Linked DNA regions of Homo sapiens: region 1 is linked to region 2. Evidence: read pairs that join two places in POLR2A ChIA-PET (ENCODE). Cell type or tissue: B cell. All regions are shown on one strand.

What was found. ChIA-PET counts read pairs that join two places held together with the same protein. Peaks named below come from ENCODE experiments on the same cell type or tissue, not always from the same donor. Only the 100,000 strongest peaks of a DNase experiment are listed, where the experiment ranks them.
Region 1: POLR2A ChIA-PET joins it to region 2 with 7 read pairs; 8 of 35 experiments call an interaction of 5 or more read pairs at or near these places.

The regions. Positions count from the first base shown.
Region 1 is chr7:74,387,856-74,390,355 of GRCh38, reverse strand. CLIP2 (CAP-Gly domain containing linker protein 2) reads right to left here. Exons shown (of 17, transcript NM_003388.5): 13 at 1,097-1,253. Among named protein-coding and RNA genes, the nearest start is that of GTF2IRD1, 65 kb to the left of the region's middle. In B cell, no CTCF peak of the experiment used is centred here; no DNase peak of the experiment used is centred here.
Region 2 is chr7:74,196,675-74,199,174 of GRCh38, reverse strand. EIF4H (eukaryotic translation initiation factor 4H) reads right to left here. Exons shown (of 7, transcript NM_022170.2): 7 at 2,079-2,500. Among named protein-coding and RNA genes, the nearest start is that of MIR590, 6.7 kb to the right of the region's middle. In B cell, no CTCF peak of the experiment used is centred here; a DNase peak (open chromatin) is centred at 1,468.

The DNA of each region.
Region 1 (2,500 bases), 190 kb before region 2:
ACACTTTTTCAGTCTTAATTCTAATATGGTAAATATAGAATAAACAAACAAAAGCTCTTTGGGGATCCTCAATAATTTTTAGGAGTTTAAAGGGGTCCCTGAGACCAAACATTTTGGGGAGGCATTAATCCTTTCTTTCTTTCTTTCTTTCTTTCTTTCTTTCTTTCTTTCTTTCTTTCTTTCTTTCTTTCTTCTTTCTTTCTTTTTCTTTCTTTCTTTCTCTCTCTCTCTCTTTTCTTTCTTTCTTTCTTTCTTTTTTTTTTTTAAAGAGACAGGGTTTTGCTCTATTGCCCCGGCTGGAGTGCAGTGGTATGCCATAGCTGACTGCAGCCTCGAACTCCTGGGCTCAAGAGATCATCCTGCCTCAGCCTCCCAAGTAGCTAGGACTACTGGTGCATACCACCAGGCTTGGCTAATTAAAAGAAAAAAAAAAAACTTTATTATTATTATTTTTTTGAGATGGAGTCTTGCTCTGGTCACCCAGGTTGGAGTGCAGTGGCATGATCTCAGCTCACTGCAGCCTCCTCCTCTCGGGTTCAAGGAATTCTCATGCCCCAGCCTCCTGAGTAGCTGGGACTACAGGCACACACCACTACACCCAGCTAATTTCTGTATTTTTAGTAGAAACAGGGTTTCACCATTTTGGCCAGGATAGTCTTGAACCCCTGACCTCAGGTGATCCGGCTGCCTCGGCCTCCCAAGGTGCTGGGATTACAGGTGTGAGCCACTGCACCCAGCCTAATTTTTTTTTTTTTTTTTTTTTTTTTAGAGATAGGGGTCTCACTATGTTGCCCAGGCTGGTCTTGAACTCCTGGGCTCAATCCTCCTGCCTCAGCCTCCCAAAGTGCTGGGATTACAGGCATGAGCCACTGTGCCTGGCCCTACTCTTTTCTATAAGCTCTGCTTGGAAAACAGTGTAGAGGCTTTGGAGACTTTATCGGAGCTTAGAGGAGAGCAGGGTGATCGCTCGAGATCGGCCACCTGGCCCACCAGCTCTATCCCCCTCTCTGCCCCAAGATAACATGAGCTAATGTCAAGAAGAGGAGCAAGGGCCAGGGCCACAGGGAGGACCCAGCCGGCCCCACGGCCGCCTCACCGCTCCTTCCGCAGCAGCTCCTGGCTGATGAGGACTAGCTGGCCCGAGGCGTCATGGGTCTTCCGGGACACGGTCTCCAGCTCTGCCTCCAGGCGCCGCTTCTCCTTCAGGAGGGCGTCCACCTTCTTCTCGCCTGACTTACACTTGCTCTCCAGCGCTGGGGTCAGCCGGCAGGGAAGGGAGGAAGAGGATTGGGAACACGTGAGCTTCTGTCCCACCCAAGGGCAAAGACCTGGGCAGGGCGCTGATTCTCCCAGGGGATGAAGGTGACATACCCCACTGCATAGTTTTGACGGTTTTTTTAGAGATTGGGTCTGGCTCTGTCACCCAGACTGGAGTACAGTGGCACAATTATAGCTCATTGCAGCCTCCAACTCCTGAGCTCAAGCAATCCTCCTGCCTCAGCCTCCTGAGTAGCTGGGACTACAGGAGTGCACCATCATACCTGGCGGTTTTTTTTTTTTGGAGACAAAGTCTCACTCTGTCACCCAGGCTAGAGTGCAGTGGTACGATCTTGGCTCACTACAACCTCCGCTTCCTGGGTTCAAGCAATTCTTCTGCCTCAACCTCCCAAGTAGCTGGGACTACAGGCATGTGCCACCACACCTGGCTAATTTCTGTATATTTAGTAGAGATGGGGTTCACCATGTTGGCCAGACTGATCTCGAACTCCTGACCTCAAACAATCCACCCAACTTGGCTTCAAAAGTGCTGGGATACAGATGTGAGCCGCGGTGCCCGGCCAAATTTTTTTTTTTTTTTGAGACGGAGTCTTGCTATTGTCGGCCCAGGAGTGCAATGGCATGTTCTCAGCTCACTGCAACCTCCGCCTCCCAGGTTGCAGCAATTCTCCTGCCTCAACCTCCCAAGTAGCTGAGATTACAGGTGCCCACCACCATGCCTGGCTAATTGTTTTTGTGTGTGTGTGTGTGATAGAGTCTCACTCCGCTGCCAGGCTGGAGTGCCATGGCACAATCTCGACTTATTGCAACCTCTACCTCCCGGGTTCAAGTGACTCTCCTGCCTCAACCTCCTGAGTAGCTGGGACTACAGGTGCACGCTACCACGCTCAGCTAATTTTTTTGTATTTTTAGTAGAGACGGGATTTCATCATGTTGGCCAGGCTGGTCTGAAACTCCTGACCTCAGGTGATCTACCCGCTTCGGCCTCCCAAACTGCTGGGATTACAGGCATGAGCCACCATGCCCAGCCCCGGCCAAATTTTTGTATGTTTCATAGAAATGAGGCCTCACAATGTTTCATAGGCTGGTCTCGAACCCCTGGCCTCAAGCAAACCTCCCTCCTCGGCCTCCCAAAGTGCTGAGATTATAGGCATGAGCATCGCTCACGGCCTCCACTGCATAATTTTAAAAGCACCATTGGTCTCAGTTGTCCCTACAAGCC
Region 2 (2,500 bases):
GTCTAGGAAAACCCTTAAGACTGGAAGTGTTCATGAGTCTGTCAACCTCACAAATGAGAAAGTGACTTAAAACATCTCAGCATTGGCCTGGCGTGGTAGCTCATGCTTGTAATCCTAGCACTTTCGGAGGCCAAGGTGGGAAGATCTCTTGAGCTTAGGAGTTTGAGAAGAGTCTGGGCAACATGGTGAAACCTCTACAAAAATTGAAATAGGCCAGGTGCAGTGGCTCACGCCTGTAATCCCAGCCCTTTGGAGGCCAAGGTGGGTGGATCCACCTGAGGTCAGGAGTTTGAGACCAGCCTGCCCAACATGGTGAAACCCCATCTCTACTAAAAACACAAAAATTAGCTGGGCGTGGTGGCATGTGCCTATAATCCCTGCTACTAGGGAGGCTGAGGTGGGAGGATCGCTGGAACCCAAGAGGCGGAGGTTGCAGTGAGCTGAGATTACACCATTGCACTCCACCCTGGGTGGCAGAGCATGACTCTGTCTCAAAGAAAAATAAATACAAAATAAAATAAAATCTTAAAACATCCAGCCAGGCGCAGTGGCTCATGCCTGTAATCCCAGCACTTTGGGAGGCAGAGGCAGGTGGATTACCTGAGGTCAGGAGTTCGAGATCAGCCTGGGCAACACGGTGAAAACCTGTCTCTACTAAAAATGCAAAATTAGCCGCGCGTGGTGGCCCATGCCTATAATCACAGCTACTCAGGAGGCTGAGGCAGGAGAATCGCTTGAACCTGGGAGGTGGAGGATACAGTAAGCCGAGATCGTGCCATTGCATTCCAGCCTGGGCAACAAGAGTAAATCTCCATCTCACCAAAAAAAAAAAAAAAAAAAAAAAAAACAAAAACCAAAAAAACAAAACATCCAGATGTGGCCAGGGTCTGACTTCAGAGAAGCCCAGTGAGCCTGGCCCCAGTGACCAGCTCCCTGGGAAGTCTTCCTTCAGGTTTTAGGCCGTTTCACCACCCTAAAGGCAAGGTCAACCCGTGTTCTAGGTTAATCAGCTCTTCTTGTTCTAGACTTAATCTCTGTTAAGTAATGTCCTTCATTGAGAAAACCAGGCTATTCCCTAGAAATCACCAACTAAAAATAGATGTCAGGGCCAGGCATGGTGGCTTGTGCCTATAATCCCAGCAATTTGGGAGACTGAGGTGGGTGGATCACTTGAGGTCAGGAGTTTGAGACCAGCCTAGTCAACATGGTGAAACCCCATCTCTACTATACAAAAATTAGCTAGGCATGGTGGTGGGTGCCTGTAGTCCCTGATACTTGGGAGGCTGACAAGAGGATCATTTGAACCCGTGAGGCGGAGGCTGCAGTGAGCCGAGATCACGCCACTGCACTCCTGTCTGGGTGACAGAGGGAGACCCTGTCTCTGAAACACCGGTCCTCTCTACCACCTACTCTTGGGTAGAAAGTAGTTGAAGCAAAAGAGTTACTCTAGGCTCCCACCTGAACAGCCCTTGCCTGCCTTACTAAAATTTAGTCGTGGTCCGGGGTCCTCCATCACCAGACAATGCTCCTACCTCAAGGTAGGCAAGGTCTGCCTTGGCCAGGCCCTTCCAAAGTCAGCCAGGACTTTGCCAAACACGCATTCATGCCCCGCACCTTGCCCACTCAGCTCTTCTTTGTCTGCCTAAGTCAATTTTAACACTATCCAATACCAACCTATAGCAGCACCTCCCCAGAGTCAGGATCTGCTGTCAGGAAGCAGCAGCCCTCCCAGCCATGAGGGGCACCTAGAATTTCGTTTACAAGCAGTTGTTAAAAGAAGCCACATGTTGTGTAAATGCTTGATTTCTTCCATCTTGGGAAAAAAATGTTCCTTTACCTAACCAAAAACAGCCAGACTTTCAAGGTTTCTGCCTGGTTGGGAAAAGGACATTTTTAGCAAGTGAGGGGAAAAAATTGGCATCCTATTTCTAATCATCACCAGCTTTTAAAATAACTTCACTCATCCCAGAATTAAAATGACAGGAAGACTCTTCCATTTCAATGGTGCTTCCCAAATTTAAAATTGTTACATTCCATGAGCAGCTAAAAAGAACTCAAAAATAAAGGCAAGCATTAAATATTACGTAAGGTTTTCTTTTATTTAAAAGATCATTCACAAAATACCATATCCATAGATTTACTTTCTGTCATATAGCTGAATGTGTTAAGTGTTTGGAATTCCATTCTTACATTTAAAAGTCAACTGGATTGCCCAGCAGTTTAGATGCATGTGTTTTGTTCTTTATCTTATCCACATTGAAGATGTAAGTAGGTCATCTGAAAGCATCGGGTTTGATTACACCACATAATGCATGTCTTTCTGAAGTTAAGTGTTGGTGTTACACAAATGGTTCTTATCTCAGAAGCAGAGAAGCTGACAGGTGGAAGGAAGGAGAGAGAGTTCTGTGGATTGCTGAGGCCTTGTAACAAGACACAGTAGGAAAAGCCCAGGATGACGGCTGGTGACCAAATACTAAGCACATTCCGCTGGGTGCCCCAG